Linked DNA regions of Homo sapiens: all the other regions are linked to region 3. The links are chromatin contacts, found by Hi-C or POLR2A ChIA-PET in ENCODE. All regions are on one chromosome and are shown on one strand. Each heading gives the region's core, a stretch centred on a gene start or an enhancer-like site at or near the end of the contact. The rest is flanking DNA. Distances are from core to core; before and after follow the strand shown. Region 1 holds the start of ZNF845 (zinc finger protein 845). Region 2 holds the start of ZNF765-ZNF761 (ZNF765-ZNF761 readthrough). Region 3 holds the start of ZNF600 (zinc finger protein 600). Region 4 holds the start of ZNF766 (zinc finger protein 766).

Region 1 (2,700 bases), core at 201-2,700, 550 kb before region 3:
TTCCTACCTCACCATGGGAAGAGGGAAGAGAGGCTCTCACAATTGAATTAAGTCACTACCCTCTGGCTGAATAGGGATTCCAAGTGGAAGCTGACCTCTAATGCCAAGATTTACAGAATGTATGTGTCTTATAGATAGGAATTTTAAAATTCTCAATATCATCTGTATAATTTAAACAAGTTCTAAGTTATTAGATTATATAAACAGAAGTCAACATATCACAACTAATCATATCCAATGAACTCACCCACTCATCTGAACCCAAAGTCCCCCACCCCTTTTAATCTTTTGAGACAGGCTCTGCTCTGTTGACCAGGCTGGAGTGCAGTGGCATGATCTCTGCTCACTGCAGCCTGGACCTCCTGGGCTCAAGTGATCCTCCTGCCTCAGCCTCCAGAGCAGCTGGGATTACAGGTGTGCACCATCACGCCCAGTTAAATTTTTTTTTTTTTTGACAGAGATGGGGGGGGGGGTCTCACTATTTTGCCCAGGCCGGTCTTGAACTCCTGGACTCAAGCAATCCCTCTGCCCCAGTCTCCTAAAGTGCTAGGATTACAGGCGTGAGCCACTGCGCCCAGCCCCCCTTTCTTCATTACTGTGCTTCCCTCCCTAATTCTGTACATATCTCTCATTCTCCCCTTCTCTCTCTAGCTCTTGTTTTCTTTTTCCCTGGGATCTGCTCCTCCTGCTGTTTTTTGTTTTGTTTTGTTTTTTTCATTTTTGCTCTCTCTTGGCAAATCCCTCACTCATCCTCTACTTTGCCATCTGTTATGGTCTTTCTCATTCTTCTTTTCTCTGTCTCAGGTTTTCTACTGCTCTCTCTCTCAGTCTCCTGATCCCTTTGGCCAACACAATCACAGGAGGGCTTTGGAGTAAGACGCCTGCATCCCGGAGGAGCGCATTTTCCAGGGGCTGGTGCAGGGCAGGCAAGAACACCCGGTGTCATAGGACAGCCCCGGGCACCTCCCCAACGCGGGCTCAGGGTAAGCGGTGACTGCGGTGGGGAGACCTGGGGAGCATAAGGGCCTGGAACGAGGAGGGAGGTGGGGGGCGACGGCGCCTTAAGACAAGACTGGGAGGCGCCAAGGGCGGGAATCCGCCTCGCGGTAAGGACTTTAAAAAGTGCGGGTCGGGAGGAGTCAGAAAAAGGTTTTGAGCAGGGAAACTACGCGATGGGAAGTGTATACATTGCCCTATAGCAGAAAGATTCGGGAAGGGACCATCCTCAGGGCGACTTTAAACCCAAAAGGAAGCGACCCCTGGACTCTGACGAGGACGTCTAAATTTGCTCTAGGTGAAGGAACACGGGTGAGAATTTCCAGGTCTATGGGGACCCCACGTCCCAGGTACAGAAGCGCCGGGGACTTGGGAAGCGCAGACTTAACACAACACAGAGCAAAACTCACCGCTGCGGTGGGACCATCACTCCATGCGATCCGCTTCCGGGTTTGCGCGAATCTGCGCGCGCAGGACAGAAGCCAGGCCTGGGCGGGACCCGCGGGGAGGTAGGCGGGGCCTGAGCGAGGTAGGGGCGGGGCGCGAAGCGGAGAGACCTTCCCCTTTAGAATTGGCAGAAGGCGGGGCCGGGGTGGGACCCGTGCGTCTCTCAACCTCGCTCCCAGCGCCTCTTGTTTTCGAGCTTTGGAGGCGAGACCGGACAGGAAGGCTGAGGCATGATTCAAAAGCCCTGGAATTGTCTGAAACGGGGATGCAAACTAGAATGTGAAATGCAAAGCCCTGCCTGGGTGGAACATACGATTTCATGCTGACGGCCCACAGAACAGAATAGAAATCCTCTCCCTTTCTATTCTCCATTCACTGGGAAAGGAGAGTCCACCCTGTCCTCAGCTTCAGAGATTTCCCTAGGGCCTCCCCCTGGGATGCGGGACGGAGTGCTCAGGCCAGGGAGGAGTGAGGTCACCACCTACTGCTTAAACACAGCAGAGATGCGGGCGCGGGGCGAAAGCCTGAGGTCCCAGCTACTCAGGAAGCAGTGGCAGGAGGATCGCTGAGCCGGGGGGGGGGTCCAAGTTAGCCTGGGCGACAAAGTAACACCTCCTCCGGCAGCGCTCCCTTCCTCGTCTCTCTCTCTCTCCTTTTTTAAAATTTCTTTAAATAAAATTTTTGATTTTGTGAGTTAGGGATCCAACATTATTCATTTTCACGTGGATATCCAGTTAGTTGTCCCAGCACATTTGTGGAAGAGATCTATTACTTTCATTTTTATATTTAGATTTTTCTTTTCTTTTCTTTTCTTTTTTGAGACAGAGTATTTCTCTGTCACCCAGGCTGGAGTGCAGTGGCGAGATCTCGGCTCACTGCAACCTTCACCTCCCGGGTTAAAGTAGTTCTCTTGCCTCAGCCTGCCAACTAGCTGGGATTACAGACGCGCGCCACCAAGCCTGGCTAATAGTTTTGTATTTTTAGTAGAGACTGGGTTTCACAACGTTGGCCAGGCTGGATTCGAACTCCTGACGTCAAGTGATCCACCTGCTTCGGACTCCCAAAGTGTTGGGATTACAGGCGTTAGCCACCGCGTCTGGCCAGGAAAACTCTTAGAAGTTGCGCCTGCATACCACTGGACTCAGCTTGCATGACCACATTCCTTTCAAGGCTCAGAATTATTTAAAGATCCATACATTTACATTGGAATTATTTGATGTTTGAAATATTTAATTTCCTACCGAGATACGGGTACTG
Region 2 (2,700 bases), core at 91-2,590, 610 kb before region 3:
CAATCATTACATGATTAACTGCTTTTATTTTGCTTCTGTAAGCCTGCTTATAAAAACCCCACTCTGTCTTTGTTGAAATGCTCAGCTTTTTAGATGTAAATCCACTGAGCCGGTGCGTACCTTAAATAAACATCGTTCTGTCTCCCGCATACCGGTCTCTCTAGTACTTAGTTTCCCGCAACACCATCTCTGCGCCTCCTCTGCTCTCCCTGTTACATTCTCTCTTCCCTGTTATACCCTCATCCCCACTCTCTAGCACCCCAGATCCCCAGGTGTCCTCCCTGCTGTGCTTCTCCCTCTGTTCTCCTTGCCACCAGCACCACTCTGCTCTGTCTGCCCTGGCTCCAAATCCCTCCTCCTCTCCCTCACTCTGATGAGCCTCCCTCTTTGCTGTCCCTCTCCCTACCTTGCTCTCTGTCCTTCATCTCTCTGTACATCTACCTTTTCTCTACATTTCTCCAGTTGCTTTTCTCCTCCTTTTTTTTTTTTTCCCCCACATTTGCTGTGTCTGGCAAATCCCTCACCCATCCTCTACTTTGCCATCTGTTATGAGTCTTTTTTATTCTTCTTTTCTGTCTCAGGTTTTCTACTGCTCTACGTCTGTCTCCTGATCCCTTTAGCCTACACAAGCACCGGAGGCTTTGGATAAGACACAGGAGGGTTTGGAGCAAAACGCCTGCATCCCGGGGGAGCGCATTTTCCAGGGGCTGGAGCTGGGCAGGCAAGAACACCCCGTGTCACAGGACAGGCCCCGGGCACCTCCCTAACTCGGGCTCAGGGAAAGCAGTGACTGTGGAGGCGAACCTGGGGAGCAGTAGGGCCCGCAAAAGGAGGGAGGCGGCGGCGCCACGGCGCCTTAAGACAAGGGTGGGGTCTGCAGGATCCCAGGACCAGACAGAGGACGCGGCCTCCTTGGGGCTGGGGCCGCCGCGCTGCGTCCAGCTGCCAACGAGGGCGAGACTGGGAGGCGCTCAGGGAGGGAATTCACCTCTCGGGTGAGGACTTTAAAAAGCGCGGGACGGGAGGAGTCAGAAAAAGTTTCAGAGCAGGAAAACTACGTGATAGAAAGTGTATACATTGCCCTATAGCAGAAACACCCGGGACGGGACCAGCCTCAGGGGGACCTTAAACCCAAAAGGAAGCGACCCCCGGACTCTCACGGGGTCGTCTCAACTTGCTCTGGGTGAAGGAAGACGGCTGAGAATTTCCAGGTTAGTGGAGACCCCACGCCCCAGGTACAGAAGCGCCAGGGACCTGGGAAGCACAGACTTAATACAAAACAGAGCGAAACTCACCCGCGGCGGTGGGATAGTCACTCCACGCCGTCCGCTTCCGGGTCTGCGCGAAGCTGCGCGCGCAGGAAAGAAGCCAGGCCTGGGCGGGACCCGCGAGGAGGTGGGCGGGCTTGGGCGAGGTAGGGGCGGGGCAGAGAGACTTTACCCTTTAGAACCGACAGAGGGCGGGGCTGTGGCGGGACCTGTGAGTCTCTCAGCCTGGCTCCCAGGGCCTCAGTTTTCGGGTTTTGGAGGCGAGACCGGCCAGGAAGGCTGAGGCATGATTCAAAAGCCCTGGAATTGTCTGGAACGGGGATGCAAACTGGAATGTAAAATGCAAAGCCCTGCCTGGATGGAACGTACGATTTCATGCTGACAGCCCACAAAACAGAATAGAAATCCTCTCCCTTTCCAGTCTCCATTCACTTGGGAGGGAGAGTCCACCCTGTGCTCAGCTGCAGAGACTTCCCTAGGGCCACCGCCTGGGATGTGGGACGGAATGCTCAGGCCAGCGAGGAGTGAGGTCACCACCTTCTGGATAAACACAGCAGGGATGTGGGCGCGGGCGCGGGAGACTGAGGTCCCAGCTACTCAGGAAGCAGCGGCGGGAGGATTGCTGAGCCTGGGGGTCCAGGCCAGCCTGGGCGACAATGTAACACCCCCTCCCGCAGGGCTCCCTTCCTCGTCACTCTCTCTTTTTTTTCCTTTTTTTTTAAACGTTTTAAAATAAGAGTTTGATTGTGTGAGATAGGGATCTAACAGTATTCTTTTCCATGTGGATATCCAGTTAGTTGCCTCAGCACATTTTTGGAAGAGATTTATTCCTTTATTTATTTACTTATTTCTTTTGTTTTGAGACAGAGTATTTCTCTGTCGCCCAGGCTAGAGTGCCGTGATGGGATCTCGGCTCACTGCAGCCTCTGCCTCCTGGGTTTCAGCGATTCCCCTGCCTCAGCCTCCAGAGTATCTGCAATTACAGGCGCGTGCCACCATGCCCGGCTAATTTTTGTATTTTTGTAGACGAGTTTCACCATGTTGGCCAGTGTGGTCTCAAACTCTTGACTTTAAGGGATCCACCTGCCTGGGCCTCCTCAAAGTGCTGGGATCACAGGCGGGAGCCACCGCGCCTGGCCAAATACTTTTTACTTCACTTTCTAATTGTTAAGAAAATACAATTGAAAACGAAACAAAAAAATCTTCCCCCAAATGACAAAACATCTCCATGACGATAATAGAGAAAGAAATAAACACCATTTTATTAATAAGTAAGCCTTAGACCAGAATGTGATGGGAAATAGAGGCAAAGAGCTAAGAGGTTGAAAAAAGAGAAAGACACTTCACAGTTCTATACAACCCATTAAGTACATGTTTTCAAGATAAACACTAATCAGTCCTCAGGGAAAAGGACTTGACAACACCCTTGGTC
Region 3 (2,700 bases), core at 143-2,642:
TAAATTCCATCTTCTATAACCTAGTGACATGAGCTTGGGAAGAGGCTGCACTGGGCATGGTCCTGGGAAGGGCTCACACCAGAGATGGATGGAGATGGGGTGTGGACCCCAAGGTGTCAGTGATATTGGGCAGCAGGGATTGTTCAGGGGCCACATCTGGATGCACATTTAGCTCTTTGTGGATCAGATCAGAGAATCTATGTATGAAAGTCATACATTAATGTATGCACTGGTATCTGTGTACTGGTATCTGGTAAATTCTGGAAAAGGAGACAAACTAGGGGAGATATTTCTTTTTCTTTTTCTTTTTCTTTTTTTTTTTTGAGACGTAGCCTCGCTCTGTCGCCCAGGCTGGAGTGCAGTGGCACGATCTTGGCTCACTGCACGCTCCGCCTCCCGGGTTCACTCCATTCTCCTGTCTCAGCCTCCCTAGTAGCTGGGATTACAGGCACCCACCACCACGCTTGGCTAATTTTTTTGTATTTTTTAGTAGAGATGGGGTTTCACTGTGTTAGCCAGGATGGTCTCGATCTCCTGACCTCATGATCTGCCCGCCTCAGCCTCCCAAAGTGCTGAGATTACAGGTGTGAGCCAGCGCGCCCGGTCTTGTTTTTGTTTGGGTTAGGCGGGCTCCTGTAGTTCCAGTTACTCGAAAGGCTGAGGCAGGAGAAGGGCGTGAACCCGGGAGGCGGAGCTTGCAGTGAGCCAAAATCGTGCCACTGCACTCCAGCCTGGGCGACACAGCGAGACTCCGTCTCAAAAAAAAAAAAAAAAAAAAAAAGTAAAAGAGCGAGAGAGAGATCAGGAAGAGGACCCTGCAGTTAGGGGGTGTTACTTTGTCGCCCAGGATGGCCTGGACCCCCAGGTTCAGGGATTCTCCCGCCGCTGCTTCCTGAGTAGCTGGGACCTCAGGCTTCCGCCTCGTGCCCGCATCCCTGCTGTGTTTAGGCAGCAGGTGGTGACCTCACTCCTCCCTGGCCTGAGCTCTCCGTCCCGCATCCCAGGCGGAGGCCCTAGGGAACACTTTGAAGCTGAGCACGGGGTGGACCCTCCCTCCTGAGTGAATGGAGAATAGAAAGGGAGAGGATTTCTGTTCTGTTCTGTGGGCCATCAGCATGAAATCGTATGTTCCGCCCTGGCAGGGCTTTGCATTTCACATTCTAGTTTGCATTCCCGTTCCAGATAATTCCAGGGCTTTTGAATCATGCCTCAGCCTTCCTGGCCGCTGTCGCCTCCAAAAACTCGAAAAACAGAGGCGCTGAGTGCGAGGCTGAGAAGCACAGGTCCCGCCCCGGGCCCTCCCTCTGCCGGTTCTAAAGGGCAAGGTCTCTCCGCCTGGGGCCCCGCCTCTACCCCGCCCAGGTCCAGCCAACCTGCCCCGGCCTGGCTTCAGTCCTGGGCGCGCACAAACCCGGAAGCGGATCGCGTGGAGTGAAGGTCCTACCACGGCGCGTGAGTTTTGCTCTGCCTTGGATTAAGTCTGCACTTCCCAGGTCCCCGGCGCTTCTGCCCCTGGGACGTGGGATCCCCACGGACCTGGAAATTCTCGCCTGTCTTCCCTTCACCCAGAGCAAATTGAGACGTCCCGGTAAGAGTCTGGAAGTTGCTTGCTTTTGGGTTTGAAGTCGCTCGGAGGCTGGTCCCGTCCCCGGTCTTTCTGCTATAGGGCAATGTATACACTTCCTATCGCGTATTTTTCCTGCTCAAAACATTTTTCTGACTATTCCCGCCCCGTGCTTTTTAAAGTCCTCACCCGCGAGGTGGATTCCAGCCCTGGGCGCCTCCCAGCCTCGCCCCAGTTGGCACCTGGAGCGCGGCGCCCCGGCCCCAGCCCCGGGGAGGCTGCGTCCTCTGCCTGGTCCTGGGATCCTGCAGGTCCCACCTTTGTCTTAGGGTGCCGTCGCCCACCACGTCCCTCCTGGTGCCGGGCCCTGCTGCTCCCCAAGTCTTCGCTTCCCCTGAGCCAGGGTTGGGGTGGGTCGCAGGGGCTTGTCCTATGATACCAGGTGTTCTTTCCTGTCCAGCTCCACCCCCTGGAAAATGCGCTTCTACGGGATGCAGGCGTCTTACTCCAAACCCGCCTGTGATTACTCCAAACCCGCCTGGGCCAAAGGGATCAGGAGATAGAGAGAGGGACTGAGAGAGCAGTAGAAAACCAGAGACAGAGAAAAGAAGAATGAGAAAGGCCCATAACAGATGGCAAAGTAGAGGATGGGTTAGGAATTTGCCAAGAGACAGCAAAAGTGAAAGAAAAAAAACTAAGAAAGCAGGAGGAGAAAAGCAACTGGAGAAATGTAGAGAAAAGCTAGATGTACAGAAAGATGAAGGACAGCAAGGTAGGGAGAGGGGCAGCAAAGAGGGAGGCTCACCAGAGTGAGGGAGAGGAGGAGGGATTTGGAGCCAGGGCAGACAGAGCAGAGTGGTGCTGGTGGCAAGAACAGATGGAGAACCACAGCAGGGAGGACACCTGGGGATCTGAGGTGCTGGAGAGTGGGGACAGAGGGGTATAACAGGGAAGAGAGAATTTAATAGGGAGAGCAGAGGAGACGGAGAGATAAGAGAAGAGGCTGTAATATATAGACATTGAGGAAGATTGAAAGATTGGGGAGAAAGAACAACAAGAGGTTAAATAAGGACCGGGCGCTGTGGGTCATGCCTGTAATCCCAGCATTTTGGGAGGCTGAGGCGGGTGGATCACCT
Region 4 (2,700 bases), core at 66-2,565, 520 kb after region 3:
GAGGCAGGAGAATCGCTTGAACTCAGGAGGCTAAGGTTGCAGTGAGCCGAGATTTTGAGCCCCTCTCCTCTCCCGCAGTTTCTCCCCTTCTTCCCTCTATTCCTTCTTTTCCACTTCATCTGCTCCATCTTGCAATTTTTTTCCTCTTGTTGCTCTTTCTCTCCAATCTTTTGATTGTCTCCAATCTCCATATATTTCTGCCTCTTTCTTCTCCCATCTGTGCTCCTCCTGTTAAATTCCCTCTTCTCTGTCACGCCCCCTTGTCCCTACTGTCTGGCAACCCCAGATCTCTGGGGTGGTTCTCCCTTTGCCCTCCTTGTCACCGGCTGCCCCCTCTTGCTGTGCCAGCACCACGCTGCTCGGTCTGCCCTGGCTCCAAATCCCTCCTCCTCTCCCCAACTTTGTCTGAGGAGCCTCCCGCTTTGCTGCCCCTCTCCCTACCTTGCTGTCCTTCATCTGTCTAGAAATAGAACTTTTCTCTACATTTCTCGAGTTGCTTTTCTCTCCCTGCTACTTCCTGGGGTGCTTCTTTCACTTTGCAAATCTCTCACCCTCCCTCTGCGTTGCCGTCTTGTTATGGATCTTCCTCATTATTTTCTCTCTAAATTTTTCTGTTTCCTCTACCTCGCTCTCCATCTCTCTTTCACTTCACATTCACAGGGAGGGGACTGGAATAAAATACCCACCTCCTCAAGAGCACAGTTTCCAATGGGAGGAATTTGGGACGGAAGAACACTGGGTGCCCTGAGATAGGTCCCGGCCACCTCCCCCAACACAGGATCCGGAGAAGCCGTGACTGCGAAAAGGCCTGGGGACAGAAGGGAACGGCCCAAGGAGGACTACGGCGGCAGGCAGATCAGGGGTGGGGTCTGCAGAATCCCCAGACCAGGCAGAGGACGCGGCCCCTCCCGAATGGCGGCTGCGGCGCTGCGCCCCAGGGGCCGACAAGGACGAGGCTTGGGACCCGGAGGGCGTGGATCCGCCTCGCAGGCGGGGACTTTACGTGGCGCGGGGCTGGCGGAGGGGTCACTGAAGGGTTTTAAGCAGGAAAACGGCGCGAAAGCAGCTGCCTACGCAGCCCTACGGCAGAACGACCGGAGACAGAACCAGCCCTAGGGCGATTTTAACACTCTGACGGGACGCATGAATTTACTCGGGGTGGAGAGAGCGGTGCGGGGATTTCAAGGTCTGTACCGCCCCCCACATCCCGGGTACAGAAGCGTGAGGGCACCGCTAAGCGAACACTTAATCTAAACAAAGGAAAACTCACGCGCCGCAGTTGCGCCATATCTCCACGCCATCCACTTCCGGGTCTGCAGGCGGCTGCGCGCGAACGGAGAGGCCGGGCCGGGGCGTGGCCAGCGACGTGGCGGGCGGGGCCTGAATACTTATTGGACGGGGCCTGCACTTCCCTCCTCCTATCTCTGGGCGTGTCTCGGTTTTCCGCGTTTTGCAAGCCACACTTGCCAGTCAGGCTGGAGCCGCTCCACGGTTTGTGACCTGGGATCTCACTAGGAGGGTCAACGTCTGTTGTTTGGATCCAGGAAAGTTCCCACAATTAAAATTAAGGAATTCAATTAAAATTTAGAAATTTAATTGAAAATCCCTTAAATTGTCTGTGAAAGGAATGCAAACTAAAATACAATATGCAAACTCAACCTGTGCAGAATGTGTAATTTCACGCTGACGCCCCACAGAATAGCATAGAAATCCTCTCCATTTCTATTCCCCATTCACTCTGGAGTAGAGAGTTCCAAAGAGTTTCCTGGGCCACATCTGGGGCGTGGAGTGCTAAGGCCGGTGAGAAGTCAGGTCACCAGCTATTGCTTTTAAAAAAGCAATAGAGGCCGGGCACGGTTGCTCACGCCTGTAATCCCAGCACTTTGGGAGGCCGAGGCGGTCGTATCACTGGAGGTCAGGAGTTCGACACCAGCCTGACCAAAATGGAGAAACCCCGTCTCTACTAAAAATACAAAAATTAGCCGGGCGTGATGGCACACGCCTATAATCCCAGCTACTTGGGAGGCTGAGGCTTAGGTCAATATTTTCTAAAAATACTGTAATTTCAGATTCACTTTAGGTGCATTCTGAAAGTAATAAGTAAACATACTTTTTATTTTAAAAATTATAATCTCTTAAATCTTGTTTGTTTTCTCTTCTTCAATGTACTGGCCCCTGTAGATAACAAAGCCCTTAAAATAGTCTTCAGAAGACAATTGTATTTATTGATCTAAAGAATAACTCTGCAGTAATTCTAAGTGTATTTGGTAGGCCGATTATTCTTTTATAGAACCCTGATAGAAGTAAAACTAGATTATCAAATTTTAAATAGCCTTACGTCTGCCGGCAATAATTTTATGGCAATATTTTTGAATTAACAGGTACTAATAAGTATGCTTTTCTCTGATATCTCACCCCCCCAACTTTTTTTTTCTTAAGACAGAGTCTAACTCTGTCATCCAAGCTGGAGTGCAATGGCACGATCTCAGCTCACTGCAACCTCCACCTCCTGGGTTCAAGCAATTCTCCTGCCTCAGGCTCTCGAGTAGCTGGGATTACAGGCGCGTGCCACCACGCCTGGCTAATTTTTGGATTTTTAGTAGAGATGGGGTTTTGCCATGTTGGCCAGGGTGGTCTCAAACTCCTGACCTCAGGTGATCATCTGCCCACCTTGGCCTGCAGAGTGCTGGGATTACAGGC

The links. A loop is a pair of places that touch in the nucleus more often than their neighbours do. ChIA-PET counts read pairs that join two places held with the same protein, here RNA polymerase II (POLR2A). Pooled maps may share reads with other maps.
Region 1: a pooled map shows a loop between it and region 3 (24-fold over the local background). The contact joins the promoter of ZNF845 here to the promoter of ZNF600 in region 3. A Hi-C loop is called at or near these places in 1 of 37 single-sample maps with no recorded cell type and 10 of 50 pooled maps.
Region 2: a loop to region 3 is called in a pooled map, with 7 times the contacts of the local background. The contact joins the promoter of ZNF765-ZNF761 here to the promoter of ZNF600 in region 3. A Hi-C loop is called at or near these places in 5 of 50 pooled maps.
Region 4: a loop to region 3 is called in a map of B cell, with 18 times the contacts of the local background. The contact joins the promoter of ZNF766 here to the promoter of ZNF600 in region 3. A Hi-C loop is called at or near these places in 1 of 168 maps with a recorded cell type or tissue (B cell) and 9 of 50 pooled maps. POLR2A ChIA-PET finds 5 or more read pairs at or near these places in 1 of 52 experiments (activated B cell).

The regions. Positions count from the first base shown.
Region 1 is chr19:53,332,499-53,335,198 of GRCh38, reverse strand. It overlaps ZNF845 (zinc finger protein 845), which reads right to left and starts at 1,450. Exons shown (of 4, transcript NM_138374.3): 1 at 1,407-1,450. RefSeq lists enhancers at 962-1,051, 1,322-1,371, 1,470-2,334 and a silencer at 1,442-1,661.
Region 2 is chr19:53,393,789-53,396,488 of GRCh38, reverse strand. It overlaps ZNF765-ZNF761 (ZNF765-ZNF761 readthrough), which reads right to left and starts at 1,340. Exons shown (of 13, transcript NM_001350496.2): 1 at 1,296-1,340. It overlaps ZNF765 (zinc finger protein 765), which reads right to left and starts at 1,340. Exons shown (of 4, transcript NM_001040185.3): 1 at 1,296-1,340. RefSeq lists a silencer at 1,271-1,470.
Region 3 is chr19:52,785,483-52,788,182 of GRCh38, reverse strand. It overlaps ZNF600 (zinc finger protein 600), which reads left to right and starts at 1,392. Exons shown (of 6, transcript NM_001321866.4): 1 at 1,392-1,588. RefSeq lists a silencer at 1,234-1,383 and enhancers at 716-1,573, 1,574-2,432.
Region 4 is chr19:52,268,202-52,270,901 of GRCh38, reverse strand. ZNF766 (zinc finger protein 766) reads right to left here and starts at 1,315. Exons shown (of 4, transcript NM_001010851.3): 1 at 1,271-1,315. The coding sequence starts at 1,288. It overlaps LOC124904763 (a long non-coding RNA gene), which reads left to right. Exons shown (of 4, transcript XR_007067331.1): 4 at 661-1,658. RefSeq lists enhancers at 309-378, 812-1,106, 1,029-1,574 and a silencer at 1,289-1,518.